Regions from separate parts of the Homo sapiens genome. Here region 1 is linked to region 2. The links are chromatin loops, found by intact Hi-C in ENCODE. Cell type or tissue: A673. All regions are shown on one strand.

Region 1 (8,000 bases), 300 kb after region 2:
TCTGTTTCACCCCAAATGTTTGTTATAATAATAATTATTATTACTGTGGTCCATCTGACTCATTTTGTAACTTTCTGTGATCATTATTTTGCACAGAAACAGATTAAATAAGAAAAAAATGATGAATGTACTGTAATGGTGAAAGAATAATGATAAGAATGTAAAAACCCTTTAAAGAAAGTAAATATGTTTTATACACAAACATTTATTGTTCTTTCTGCAGTATCCAAATTTTAAGGGAAAGGAATAATGCATATGCACACGATTAAACCTTTATTTCTTTATCAGGTTAAGTAGAATAGCAACAACAACAAAAGCATTTATATTTTGGTTTGTTTAATTCCTCCCACTTGAGGTAAGGTAATGTATTAGAAGGGAATGGGAATGGGCTCAGAAGTTAATTTTGGTCCTACCATCCAAAGTTTCTGGGTTTTGACATTGAAAATGTTATTTATTTAATTTCAGTATTTCTGTTATTTTCAATGGGAAAGTAGAGATGCATATGTATCTTGGAAAGTTGAGATGATTAAATTAGGTAATAAATTAGGAATAGCTGTCCTGATGCCTGCCTTGCAGGAAGGCACTCCATGAGTGATTGCTATCCCTTAAATTGCTCTACAGGTAATTTTATGATGTCCTCATTGCTATAATAGTTGACTAATCCAACTCTAGAGTCCACTAGTTAATGTATGTTCTAAGTACAAATCTTTATTCTCAATTTATGAAAGAGTTAGTATAGGAAAGAGTTATATTCTTTCCTTTTTATTAACTGACTTCTATAAAGTATTAATGACTAACCTTGTGAAAGTGTTAAAGTACTTCTGAAGATGTCTGTTCCCAAGGAGCAATCTGTTTGCTTAAAGAATCTGCTTAAACAAATGACTTTATTAAATAACCAGGTATTTCTAAAAAGAATGGTATTAAAGAGGCAATACGAAGAATATTAATTACAAAATTTTCATTTTAGCCCACAAGGGGGAAAAATAAAATGGAACAAGAAAATGGACATAGAAAATGCTCAGTCTGTTTGGATTTTTACCTTCCAAACATTGCAGAAAAGCTTAACACATAAGAACTAATAATATTTAAATTATAATATCCCCCATTCCAAAGATCCAAGTGAGAACAGTAGGCCGTTGAAAGATACGTGCTTTTATGTGACATTATTTATGATAAAATTAAGGTAAACATCTAGACATGCATTAGATAAACAGCAAAGTCTAGGATCTTATTATTTACATTATTTGGTTCAGGTACTTTTCTCTGAAATAAGCCTTAGATTTCTTCAGAAAAGGTAAATATAGAGGATAAATGCTTTCTATTCTTCTATACCATACTCTTCTGTAGCTTAATACATTGCATGTAGTCATGATATGTCATAGTATAAAATAGTGGCAACATATGTTTCCTTCTAGCAGCATATGTTTAGAACAGTCTCATGCCTGTAATCCAGCACTTTGGGAAGCCGAGGTAGGTAGATCATGAGGTCAGGAGTTTGAGACCAGCCTGACCAACATAGTGAAACCCTGTCTCTACTAAAAATACAAAAGTAAGCTGGGCGTGGTGGTATGCACCTGTAATCCCAGCTATTCAGAAGACTGAGGCAGGAGAATTGCTTGAACCCAGCAGGCAGAGGTTGTAGTGAGCTGAGATCGTACCACTGCACTCCAGCCTGGGCAATAGAGCGAGAGCCCCATCCCCCCAAAAAAAAAACAAAACAAAACAAAAAAAAAACCAGTCTATCCATTTTCTCTTTTTTATTTTAGTTTCTATTTTTAAATTAAATTAAATTAAATTTTTTATAAAGACAGGGTCATGCTACGTTTCCCAGGCTGGTCTTGAACTCCAAGGCAAGGAATCATCATGCCTTGGCCTCCCAAAGTGCTGGGATTACAGGTATGAGCCACCATACCTGGCCTTCTATCCATTTTAGAATCATGTATTTTAAAGCTTTTTTGGAATTCAAAGTATTTTTAATGGAATATAATAAATGGTGGATTTATATGTGGATGCATTAAAAATAATAGAATATATACAAATGTGATTATCTAACTCTATGTGTGTGCATATATAACATTTTTTCTCCCTTTGCCATTCTTTTAAATATGTTTTTCTATGGGGAATATTAACTACATGTATTAGAAAATAAGATCATTATCACCATCAAGAACGTTGGTGGGAAAGCTATGTTGTAAGGGCAGGAGGATTTTTTAAAGTCTCGCACACATGGCAGTTACTGAATAACACGTGGCACAGCGTCCTTGCCCTCTATATGCTTACTAGTATTTGGCTTTAAAGTATGTCCAGCTTCTTTCATTCATTGCCATTTTTTCTTCAAAATGTCACTTTACTGATATTTTTAATTATAATTCAGTGTGCTGCTTAAACTACTAAACAAGAGAAATTGTAAAATAGGGCAATATTTTTGTTTTGCCATGTACACTCACTTGTTTACGTAAATAGTTTAGTATACTGTGATGTAAGGCACAGGTAGAGAAAGATGTGAATATAGTAATTTGAATATGAAGTGTATATATGCATTAATAAACATGTTTTCATGCAATTAAAATAATACATATGCTTCTTATCTTGACATCTAGACATTATCTAGGCATATACATTTTATGTTACAATGTCAGTTATTTGTATTTATTATAAAATTATCTCCATTTAATGCAGTATTCAATATATTTTAAAGTATATGTATTACAGATGTATACTTGTACACGTATATGTTTGTGTGTATATATATATTTTTGTTTGTTTTTTTTTTCTAGATGTAAATGTAGTCTTAGTTTAAATCTGGAATATCTTGCTAGGCTGGTTCTTTTCTTTCCTACATATACGAACATGATATAATAAAACAGATCATCTTGTTAACATACCTTTTATTTTATTCAGAAATAAAAAATCGTTTATTTACATTGCTCTAAAGACATTTATGAGTATTTCTATGCGATGTTATTTTAAACAGAACTTTTATCATTGATTGTGATGAAAGCTATTGTCGATAACCTTTCATGGACTTGATTTAGTGTTATTGGCAATCGCAGAAATGTCAAGAAACACTGTGGTTCTGGAGACTTAACAAGGTGGTGACGATATTTCATAACTGTGTGGTGTACACTTGAAATTTACTGAAAGAGAAGTATTTACTGAATTTACTAATTTACTGAAAGAGAAGTATTTTCATCACCAAAAAATTAAGTGAGGTGATATGTTAATTAGCTTGATTGCAGTAATCATTTAACAAAATATATGCATATCAAAACATGTTGTACACCTTAAATATCTATCATTTTTATTTGTCAATTATATGTCAGTAAAGCGAGAAGCCACTTTGGTCACTTCCTTCACTTTTTATGCCAGATTGAGACAGTTTCTTCTATTTGGGTAATGAGTGCAAGGGAGGTCTTCTGTGATTTCGTGAAGTAGAATTAGTTTGGAATGTTGGAAGATGAATTTCCTGCAGCTTCTTCAGTCACTTTTCTTCAAATCAAGGAGTAATTTTATTGAAGAAAGTCCAGGGTACCCAGAGCCAATAGATTACTGAAGAGTTCAAGAGGTGAACTCTTTTTCAGTCTGTCTTTTCTGAACAGCTTATTTGAAATCTAAATATTTTATATATATGTAGAAGTTTTTTCCAGTTATAAGATCAATATGTTTCTATTACATAATATAATATGCAGTTGTCTCTCACCATCCATGGAGGACTGGTTCTAGGATTCCCTACAGAGACCAAAATACACCGTTGTTACAGTCCTTTCTATAAAATAGTGGCAGCATATGTTTCCTTCTAGCAGCATATGTTTAGAATAGTCTCACGCCTGTAATCCAGCACTTGGGGAAGCCGAGGTAGGCGGATCACAAGGTCAGGAGGTCGAGAGCAGCCTGACCAACATGGTGAAACCCTGTCTCTACTAAGAATGCAAAACTAAGCTGGGCGTGGTTGCATGCACCTGTAATCCCAGCTACTCAGGAGACTGAGGCAGGAGAATTGCTTGAACCCAGCAGGCAGAGGTTGCAGTGAGCTGAGATAGCACCACTGCACTCCACCTTGGGTGACAGAGCAAGAGCCCCATCTCAAAAACAAAAAACAAAAAACAGTCTATCCATTTTGTCTTTTTTTAGTTTCTATTTTTAAATTTAATTTAATTTTTTATAAAGACAGGGTCATGCTATGTTGCCCAGGCTGGTAGAATTTGCATATAACCAATGCACCTTCTCCTTTTAAATCATCTCTGGATAATTTATAATACTAAATATAAAGTGTTATTTAGTTTTTATAGAGAACTTTTAAGTCTGTATTTATTGTTCTATTTTTTTTTTAATATTTTCTATCCACAGCTAATTGAATCCATAGAAGCAGAAGCTGTGGATACAGAGGGCTGACTTTAATACATATAAGCCAAAAAAAAAAAAAAAATGAAAGAAAAAAGGAAGATAAAAGAAGGAAAAATAATAAAACGTACAGAGAAAGGGAGAGAAATCAAAAAGTTGAAACAAAAAAAGAGAGAAAGGAATAAGGAAATAGAGAAAACTGGACATAAGAGGTGAGGAATAGAAGGAAGATGGAAGTTAGGAAAGATGGAAAATGGAAAGAAGTGAGGAAGAAAAATGAAGAGGAAGAGGGAAGGAAGGAAGAAAGGCAGGAAGAAAGGGAGGAAGGGAGGGATGGAAAAAGGAAGAAAGGAAGGGAGAGAGGGAGGGAAGGAAGGAAGGAAGTCTTTATACGTGTTATGCATTTAGTAATACTATAACTTGTGCATCTTTTTCTAAGTTCAATTTGTTTCCAGTCCAGTATGCATTTCCTTACGGATATTGAGCACAGAATGGGTTTTCTAATTTGCAAATTTCTGCTATTTAATCCCAATCATTTCCCCCAGTTTTTATTTTTGCTTGTTTATGTTTACCATTTTTTTTTTTAACAAACTAGGATTTGTCTTCCTATAGAAAAATGGAGATTGTCAGTAAAGAGAAACAGAATAAGAGGCATAAATTAGAGGTTGAGGAATCGCTATTACCTGTCTTGATGCATCACCCAGTGGATTTAAAGGGACACATGACTGAAACAGACCCCAGGTATTTGAGCCAGGAAGATGGACAGAAAGGATATAATCATATGCTTGTGTTTTTGTCTTTTAAAAAAATATTCTTTAGTTACTTTGAGGTGAAGACTCACTGGATAAGTTCCCTTGTAGCTGTCAGGCAGAGATGTCATTTTCAACAATTTTGGAACTTGTGAGCCTACTTTGCAATAATTCTGACTTGTACTTCTGGCTATAGAAATTTCTAGGTTTAACATAAATATTCAGTACCCATTTCTGCTTCCTTCAGCTGTCAGCTTCAACTCATCTTTAAAAGTTTAACACGTTAGATTTGTATAGCACTTAACTGTTTTTAAGTCAATTTCAGGAATAAAATTTCATTTTTTCTCAAACAGCCTTCAGATGTCAAAATTAATATCCTAATTTTAGAGAGAAAGGAACTCAAGTACACAGGGATGAACTGTTCTTTCCTGGGTTACCTGGACAGCCCCAGAAAGAAATAAGGTTACAACTCAACGTTTCTGAAGCCTACGTTAGTGAAATGAAGATGATTCTGTTTTGCTTTGCTTTTCATTTTATAAGACAAGCATCTGTAGGAGGAAATGGACGATCTGGCTAACCTCTCCTTTCCCTAGTCAATGCACTGGATCTTCCTGTGTTTTATCAGTCCCACTCTAATTATGCCTCTAAGTGCCTTGAGTGGGAAGATTTTTTTTTTTTTTCCTCTGTCCTTCCACACAGAAGTGCTCAACTTCTAATAGCAACTTAGGTTGTCAAGTGACTCTGGCCATAAAAGGAACCTGGTAGCGATCCCTTTGACATGCGTTAATACCTGAGTGTTATGGTTTGGCTGCGTCTCCACCCAAATCTCATCTTGAATTGTAATCCCCATGTGTCAAGGGAGAGGGCTTGGTAGCGGGTGATTGGATCATGGGGGGCGGTTTCTCCCATGCTGTTCTCGTGATAGTGAGTGAGTTCTCACGAGATCTGATGGTTTTATAAGGGGCTCTTCCCCTTTTGCAATCTCCTTCCTGTCGCCTTGGGAGGAAGGTACTTGCATCACCTTTGCAATCACCGTGATTGTAAGTTTCTCAGGAACTCCGCAGCCATGCTGAACTATGAGTCAGTTAAACTACTTCCTTTATAAATAACCTAGTCCCAGGTGTTTCTTCATAGCAGTGTGAGAACAGACTTATATGCTAAGATATGTAAGTGGTCAGAGAGATTTAGAAAGTCCCGTCGCACTGAAATCAGTACCCATTTCATTTGATACTTTTCCATTTTTCACTCACTCATGCATTCATTTCCTCATTCAAATGTTTTTGCTGAGCTGCTATTTCTTGCTATGTATAAACCACTGTTCCCAATCCAGCTAATGCATAGCGAAGTAGCACCCCAGATTTCAGGAACATTTGCCACCAACGGACAGGATTTTTTTTTTTCCAAGATAAAACTAAGACTGAAGAAAATAATGTTTAAAGATTCAAAAATAAGGGGGAAAGTATATTATGTAACCCTTAACAATACTTGGAGTGTGGGAGACTCAGCTTGCAATAAATGGTTGAATTCTCATTCCAATTTGTAAGACATCCCTGTATCATCCCTGTGGTTAAGGCTTTTGGGTGATGAATGAATCAGACTTTTATATGCCTGGGTAGTTAGGCTGTTTTTGTTAAATGATTCATTAAACTCTGTAAATCCAGAAAGAAGAGCAAGTTAGAGGCAGTACAGTATTTCATGCATGCTTGTTAAGCTCTTTCTTCACATAATGAGCAGAGTTTCAAAACTTTTGACTACACTGCCGCTAGCAATGAAATACTTTCCTGAGATAAGTGTGGAGCATCTTCCTATTTTGAGAAGATATTTGCTGTGGATAGAGAAAATGGGCAAGAGCCAAGTTACCACACGTGCTCCATTGTCTCCAATGAATTTGTGTTGAGCATCAAAAATTATTTCTTATCCTATTTTGACAACTTTACTGTTTCCTTTAACTCATCAAGTTGTAATTCATTATGACAAAAAGTTCAGCTCTTTAAAACATGTTTGCAAGAAACCTTAATGAAGTATGATTTCTACTTATTAAAAAGAGAAAGTGCAAACACAGTTCTTAAATGTGCATGTATATTTGTGTGTGCTTCTGCTTTACATTAATCCCTGTGAAGTATAGGATTAAGTTTACCATAGAAGTTACATTTTGAAAATAATGTTTTTATGTCATACTTTAACATAAATTTAGATAATACAGTAAAATGCAGGAACTAACAAATCATAGCATTACAAAATATAATTGAATTTGACTGGCTGTTGGTGAATTGGAATTTCATAGATGACTTTACCACTAATTTAATCTATGGTCTTAGCAATATTAAGTAAAAATATGTCTGAATTTTTCTGTTAACAAGAAAGGCAAATTATACACTAACATATTATAGGGATATTTCCATAGGTAATTTATTTCTTTTTATCAATTCACTGCAGTCTTCATTAAATCTTTAATAAAATTACATCTTCATGTATGTTTTTCATATTTATTACAATGGCCCTACTTTATTCTTTAAAGAGATGTACATTATCTGCTACTATGGCCTATGAAATTAAAGCACATCAGAGAATAGAAAATATGTTCTTACATTGGAAGACTTTATGTTAGTTGCTGTAGTGAATTTCTATGATTTTTATATCGCCTTGTCCTTTATTTTGAATATAGTTCTAACCTTTTCAGACCAGAAGCAGGTCTCAGTTACCTGTGACACAGTTTCCAGTTCTCTGCCACACCCAAATGGCTCAAGCTGGTGGCCAGAGTAAAGAACTTAGGGTATCTCTCCTGCCTAGCAGGCGGGGGCTCCCACTTTCCCACTGCCTCCTTTAAAGGGACCATTCAGGCATTTCCCCATGAACTTAAAGTGACCCACACCCTATTGCTTTACGTATACACTGCTGGTTGCCACGCGT
Region 2 (8,000 bases):
AGTTAAACAAAATATAAACAAGAGATTATTCTCAGAAAGAACTGTTTTCTAATTAATATCCTGCAATGTTACTTGAGCCATCTATAAAATGGATATAATGGTACCGTAACCTGACATCTGTTTCAAAGAAAAAAAATTTGAAAGCACATAGAAAGAGCTGGGAAAAAATCCTAGCTTGAATAATGTGTTACCCAAAGTGTTATTCATTTTAACATTACTTGAGGGTTAGTAGGTTTGTCAGCCACTTTATTACAAGTAATAAACCGATTCCCATTTTAACTTATTAGAAAGATATATTTGCATTTTGGCATTTTGGTGAAAAAATAATATACTCTAGCCGTGTTCATTTTATTTATATCGTCATTAACAACTCAATGAAATAGAGCCTTTAGCATCATGTATTGAAATTCATACATATTTGTATGTTTTATGTTCATACGTTTAAGCGAATATTAATGTTCACTAAATTGAAACTGAGAGATGCATCGTTTGAAACCCATGAATATTCATGGACTTTCCTGATTTATTCTTTGGGTTTTAATATAATATTTGAGAAAACAATCAAATTTTATTCTTCTAAATATTCATACTTGAATTATAGGGTAAAGTGGAAAGTTGCTCATATTTCTTATACTGAGATGTGTGAGCTTATAAAAAATAAAAGGCAAACTTGATCTAAGGGTATCATATTATAACTACATATGTTGATTTTAATAATTTCTTTCAGGGTCTTTTTGCTCTAAATTAAGAATGGCACACATTTTGGTCCAGTTCTGTGATATTGCTGTTGATCAAGGGCAATGAAATGAATTCGACCAGGAACTTCTGCTTTTATGCCTTTATGAGATGATTAAGGAATTGATTACCCTTCCTATAGAATGAGTTTATGCCTTCTTACTATGGGGCATATATTAGAAAAAAGCAGAAATAGCTATTTTTCCCCCAAGATGATCTTAATGTAGAAACAAGAAGTTAGGCCATGTTTAATATATAATTCCCACCAGAAGCCGGAAACTAAATAGAGGCATATTATTAGTCAGACTGTATAAATGGAATGCAGGGGAGGGGCATAGTTCACCATCACATGAATTCAAATGTAGTGAAGGTTTATTTGTGCCTTTCTCCATCTCCTCCTAAATATGTAAGTATATGCAATAAAACCCCCTTTGCATAATTAATTGTGATGTCCTTCAAGAAAGTAATTCAGAAGCGGATGAAATTTCTTTCTTTTTTTTTTTTTTTCTTTCTTTTTTGAGACGGAGTCTCGCTCTGTTGCCAGGCTGGATGGAGTGCAGTGGTGCAATCTCGGCTCACTGCAACCTCCAACTCCTGGGTTCAAGTAATTCTCCTGCCTCATCCTCCCGAGTAGCTGGGACTACAGGTGCATCATGACACCACGCCCAGCTAATTTTTTTTTTCTTTTTTTTTTTTTTTTTGAGACCCAGTCTCGTTCTGTGGCCCAGGCTGGAGTGCAGTGGCGCGATCTCTGCTCACTGCAAGCTCAGTCTCCCAGGTTCACGCCATTCTCCTGCCTCAGCCTCCCGAGTAGCTGGGACTACAGGCGCCCGCCACCGCGCCCGGCTAATTTTTTGTATTTTTAGTAGAGACGGGGTTTCACCGTGTTAGCCAGGATGGTCTCGATCTCCTGACCTCGTGATCCGCCCATCTTGGCCTCCCAAAGTGCTGGGATTACAGGCGTGAGCCACCGCGCCCGGCCCTGAGTTTTGCATTTTTAGTAGAGATGGGGTTTCACCATGTTGGGTAGAATTGTCTCGCTCTCTTGACCATGTGATCCGCCCATCTCGGGATCACAAAGTGCTGGGATTACAGGTGTGAGCCACTGCACCTGGCCGAAAATGTTTTTTAAATTCTGTGTGGAAGGTCTCAAAGTTACATGTTTAAATTTAATGAATGTGCTTTAGTGTTTTCTGCAAATTGTATCCAAGATTTTTAACATTATTATTCCTGGTGAATTTATACAACTGGAGGAGTACATGTAATTAATGAACACAATAGCCTTACAAAATTAAAGGAAAATAATTTTCTGAAACTTTATGGTTACAGGGCAAATCAGGTAAATAATCTCTTGTTAGTCCTGAGTTTGACGGCTTAAATAGAGTGGCATCGTAGAAGCAGGCAGAATTTCACAGTCATCTAAGCACACTGTATTATTTTGTGCTGAAAGATCTGAAGGTCAACATGTATAGTCATCGAGTTGAGGCCATCCATGTGGGGAAGCACAGCCGGCACTAGGTCCTCTCCCCAGATGCTCACTTCTCCACAGTTCACACCAGCTTGCACACTTACATTAGGAAATTGTGTTTCAAATTTAAACCACGCTTTATTTTATTATTTCCAATAATATAGCGCAAAAGGCCAGGCATCTTCTCCATTTGATATGACTGTGTGATAAAACTGAGAATTAATATTGTATTTATCTTCTCTCTTTAGCCTGTAATAAAGTGGATATTGCACATACCTTGAACCAAATTTGTTTTTGGATAGAAAATGGAATCAAATTTGGGGGTCATCCTTAATAGCTTGTATAATATAGTTTGACATTTTAATATGGCAGGTAGGAAATTAAACACAAAGTCCTTTCTATGATGGCATTCTGATAATTTAAATAACAGACATCACCTAAATTATTATCTTGAAGGCTGTGGCATTTCAAATCCATTGTCATTTTAAATTCTCTGAGGAATTTGGAAAGGTGGGTATTTGTTTATTTGTAAATATTACAGTGAAAGGTTGTATAGCGTTTCATTTAGCTCTGTGTTAGCTATGAATTTAAAAAATCACAGAAATGTGAAGAGCCCCTTTGAAAGTTTTCTTGGGTTAAACATCAACACCAAATGACCTATTAAATATTATTTCATTGATTAATTCAGATTAGACTAATCTTTCTGTAGAATGCCTCATCTACTTTTTTATATTGCTAGTTCAAATGTATTCTGTCAGTATACAAAAGATTTGTAAGAAGATAAATCACTTTAGAATGAATTCAGTCTGTCCCCTGAGAAATGTAAAGTTAAATAAGTGAAGAACATATATACAGGCAGTCCTTGACTATGGTTAGATCTACAAGTTTTTAACTTTATGATTGTGTGAAAGCGATATGCATTCAGTAGAAACAGTACTTTGATTTCTGAATTTTTACTCTTAATCTTTTTCTGGGCCAGGGATATGCAATACTTTCTTGTGGTTGCTAGACAGTGGCAGGGAGCCGCAGCTCTCACGCAGCCATGAGATCACATCACCAGGGGAGGCAAGCCAGGCTCTTCAGTGGCCTGTGTTGCCAGATGATTTTGCCCAACTGTAGGTGAAGGGAAGTGTTCTGAGCACACTTGAGGGAGGCGAGGCTAAGTTATGATGTCGGGTAGGTTGGGTGGATAAATGCATTTTCCACTCGTGATATTTCCAATTTGCAAGTTGAGGGGCATCTATACTTAGAGAGCAAATGCATTTGCCTTAATTTTTAAGCCTGAAATCCTTCAATTTTCTTAGTTATTTTCTATGCACATTCATTGAATCTACTTTGCTTCCAGCAAATGCATTTTCTTGGGACCACTAGGTGGCATCATATCTGTTTTTAAGGTTTTTAGTGTACCAGTGACTTTCACACATTTCTATTCTTGAAGACTTTACCAAGAGTTCAGATGACAAGACAACTCTAGGGGAGGGAGGAGCTGGGATATAATTAGAAAGTATAATCTAGATCCTGAAAAAAAAAAAGGGGAACTACTGATAGTATAAAGAAAGTTTTGGTCTTTTATATCTGTTCCTTTAGTAAAATATCAATGCCTTATTCCATATTGTGGTATAATATGAAAGAAATCTCTATGTAAATAAGTTAAATTATTTTAATATCTTGCGTAAAAGAAAAAACACAAGCTAACCATATGAATTTTGCTTGGAAAAAAATCTTTTTACAGTGTCACTGGTATTTATATTTTTAGCATTTGTTAAATACTTCCTATTAGAAGACGGGTGTACGTTGAAGTTCATATAAAATAGATAGAAAAAAAGTTATCACCTTCTATTTCAGTGGAGTTTATAATCCCTTGAAGGAATAATATTTAATGGATAAATATACTATGCACCTCAAATAGTCATATATTTTAATAAAAATATAGTATATATAATATAGGTCTTGGCAAAATGAGTTTTGTTTCAACAAGACAAAATACATGGAAAGTCACATTACATTTTCTACAGATCCACCATGTTACCACAATGTAGGGTGAAAATGCATGAGATATTGGGACAAGACCTTTCAGATGTTTCTCCCTCACTCCTGCCAGAATGCTAGGTCTCCCCTAGTCCTTAAGGAGGTCCTGCTAGTGCACTGTGGGGAGGGGATAGGAGTAGAAGGGGAGGGCTTTCTAGATAGGGAGGAGCACTCCATTCCTGGTTCTCCCACCTATTTATTGAGACCTTAGAAAATTACATAACTTCTTACATAGAATTCAAGTATCTTCACTTGTAAAATATGACAAAATAATACTAATCTCACTGTGTTATAAAAGTAAAAGTGGTATTAGTAAGGATTTGGGCAGAATAAAAGGTATAAAAAGTGGTCCATTCATATTGGAGAATTACAGCAGAGTTTAATAAGGGGACTAAACAGGCAGAGTGTAAGGAAACCACAGGGGATAGTGCAGTATCCCAGCACAAGTATGGCGGGGCTGTACCACCTAGACGGAGCCACCTGCAGGTGTTCTGTCTTGGTTGAGGGAAACAGTAATTCTGAGACAACCAGGAAAGAAACCAGGGAAATATATTCACTGATGTTTATTTCCTCTCTTTTGTCTTCTGGTGAGGTTATCCATTGATGGACCCCTAAGGCAGTGAGTTCCAGGAAACTCTGATATAGTCCTACAGATTATTCTTCAAGGACACATTATAGTCTCTAGAAGGTCAAAACAGACCTGGTGATCAAAAAACATGTCCATCTCACTGGTGCCAGAGATATCCTTCTAATGTACAATTGGACCATCCCAGCACCCTGCTTCCAATTCTTCTTTATTTTATCCTGGTAGCTCACAGGAAAAAAACCATAATGCTTAATTTAGAAAAAGACCATTTATTATCTAGCCACTGCCTCCTTTAAGTTCTCTCTCCTCCAGCTATGGGGAACTCTCCTTGATACCTCAAGGTGCCATGTCATGTCCTGCATTTTCACCAACCACGCTTTGTCTATGCTGCTCCTCTTCCTAGAATGCAATTTTCCTGTTTCCTATTCAACTAACTCCTGCTTATATTTCAAAACTCAATTCACCAAGAAGAAATTCTCATATTAAAAGTTGGATTTATATGCTCTTTTTCAGCGCACCTATAATACACTCTGTTTGCATCTATCACAATATTAATTATATCATATTGTAGTCATAGGTGACAGGTCCTTTCTTACTAGACCTGGATTTCTCCAAGGAGAAGACAGTGTTTTATTTTACTCTGTATCCTTAGCACCTTGAAAAATATATATATATCTCATATGAACTCAATGGTTATTGAATGAATAAATGAATGTGTAAAAAGCCTAGTTCAGTGCTTTCCATAGTAGGTACATCACGTGCTCATGTGATATAAGCTGGCATCCAGTGGGGGTGATAAAAAGGAAAATGCCTCAAGAACTCACGAATCCTTTCAAACTGAGATATCCCCTAAAAGTCAGACTACAAGTAAGCTGGAATTTGCTTTCCATTCTCTCTTCCCAGTCTACCTTAGACTTGCAAAAAATTGGCATGTAATTGAAAACTATTTCAGAACATCTGTCTCAAGATGTGAAGATGCCATGAAGCTCCTAAAGTTTATAAGCCTCTGCAGACAGATAGTAATAACGGCTTATGGAGAAATCTGCGAAAATCATCTATTAGGGCTCTACGGTATTTCATTAATTTACACTGTCAAGAGAATTACATTGCTCAACCTTCATAATAAAGGAATTATAGAAATTTCAAGCAATAGTAAACTCATAACCCCAAATCTCCTCAATATAGTAATTATGAATTCTTCCAAACTAATTAAACACTAAATATTCCAACCCAAACATACTTGTGAGTGTGTGAAATTTTTGCAACGGATATATTTAGTGGAATGGATATAAGTATGTGTGTGTGATGAGGTGTGAGTGTGTATATATACACACAAATACATATAGCCATTTTTTTTTTCAAAATTGTTAATGGAGCTCAAATAAAATGCAATTGTTTTTCCAAGCCAAAATGAGTATAGAAACATGAGAATCAGCTAATGGACTGGTATAACTTGCCATTTAAACCCAAACTGTTTACTATTAACAACAGGAAAATTTTTAATATATATTTAGTTTTATTTCACAAAATTTTTATATCTGTATCTAATTAGCATAGTTCTGCAGATTACATAACATTTGGAGGACTTGCATATAAAAAGATGACTTAGGAAAATTCCAAAAGATGGTTGAAAGTACACAAATTTTGATATGTGCAAGAAATTATCCATAGTATTTGTGCTAGGCTGAATAATGTCCCTCACTCCCCCACAATGATGTCTATGTCCTAATTCCTAAATCGTGTGAATATTACTTTACATGGAAAAAGAGAATTTGCAGATGAAATTTAGGATCTTGAGATGAAGAAATTATAGTGGATTATCTACCTCAACTCAATGTAATCACAGTGATCCTTGTAAGAGGGAGGAAGGAGAATCAGACTCGGAGAGAGAAGGTGCAAGAATGGACCAGAGGCCAGAGAAGAGAGAAGACGATACTCAGCTGGCTTTGAAGATGTCAGAGGGGCCCTGAGCCATGGATTACGGGTGGCATCTAGAAGGTAGAAAGGGCATGAAGACAGATTCTCCCATAAAGGTTCCAGAAAGAACCAGCCCAGATGACCCTTTCATTTTAGTTCAGTGAAACTCATTTTGAACTTCCACCCTCCAGACTGTAAGAGAATAAATTCATGTTGTTTTAAGTACTAAATTTGTGGCAATTTGTTATAGCAGCAATAGAAAACTAATAAAATTTCCAAAGGCTTGGTTATAGAATTAGAATACATTGTATATCCCGTATAGCATTTATTATACTTTGTTTTCAGTCTCTTGCCTCTAATTAGATTATAATAGTCTTGAGGCCAGGAATTGCCTTATTTGTCTTTGTATCCAATGCTCTTGTTACTTAGAAGAGCTCAAGATATCTTGTCGAACTAATGCCTGGATTCACTGAATGAGCTGAATCAGTGCATTGCTGCTACGTGTTTTGAATTTCTTAGAGCAGGGGTCCCCGGCCCCCAGGTCACTGACAGGTACCAGTCCATTGCCTGTTAAGAACTGGGCCACACAGCAAGAGGCGAGGAGCAGGCAAGGCAGAAAAACTTCATCTGTACTTACAGCTGCTCCTGATCCCTCACATTACTGCCTGAGCTCTGCCTTCTGTCAGATCAGCAGGCGACAATAGATTCTCCTAGGAGCACTGATGCGGTTTGGCTCATCAAACCATATCTCACCAAAGATCTTACCTGGAATTGTAATCCACAGGTGTCGGGGGAGTGGCCTGCTGGGAGGGGATTAGGTGATTGAATCATTTGGGTGGACTTCCTCCTTGCTGTTCTCCTAACAGTGAGTGAGTTCCCATGAGATCTGGTTGTTTGAAAGTGTGTGGCACTTCCCCCTTCGCTCTCTCTCCTGCCGCCGTGTGAAGAAGGTCCTTGCTTCCCCTTCGCCTTCTACCATGATTGTAAGTTTCCTGAGGCCTCCCAGTCATGCTTCCTGTTAATCCTATGGAACTGTGAGTCAAACCTCTTTTCTTCATAAATTACCCAGTCTCAAGTAGTTCTTTATAGCAGTGTGAGAACGGACTAATTCAAGGGCCAACCCTGTTGTGGACTGTGCATGTGAGGGATCTAGGTTGCTTACAGCTTATAAGAAACCAATGTCTGACGATCTGTCACTGTTTCCCATCACCCCCAAATGGGACCGTCTAGTTGCAGGAAAACAAGCTCAGGGCTTCCACTGATTCT

What was found. Peaks named below come from ENCODE experiments on the same cell type or tissue, not always from the same donor. Only the 100,000 strongest peaks of a DNase experiment are listed, where the experiment ranks them.
Region 1: it touches region 2 in a loop (2.5-fold over the local background); 2 of 110 quality-filtered maps call a loop at or near these places.

What each region holds. Positions count from the first base shown.
Region 1 is chr18:71,231,142-71,239,141 of GRCh38, forward strand. It overlaps LOC105372187 (a long non-coding RNA gene), which reads right to left and starts at 6,017. Exons shown (of 4, transcript NR_188047.1): 1 at 5,881-6,017. In A673, no CTCF peak of the experiment used is centred here; no DNase peak of the experiment used is centred here.
Region 2 is chr18:70,928,847-70,936,846 of GRCh38, forward strand. No RefSeq gene overlaps it. Among named protein-coding and RNA genes, the nearest start is that of GTSCR1, 280 kb to the left of the region's middle. In A673, a CTCF peak has its summit at 3,555 (motif pointing right); a DNase peak (open chromatin) is centred at 3,595.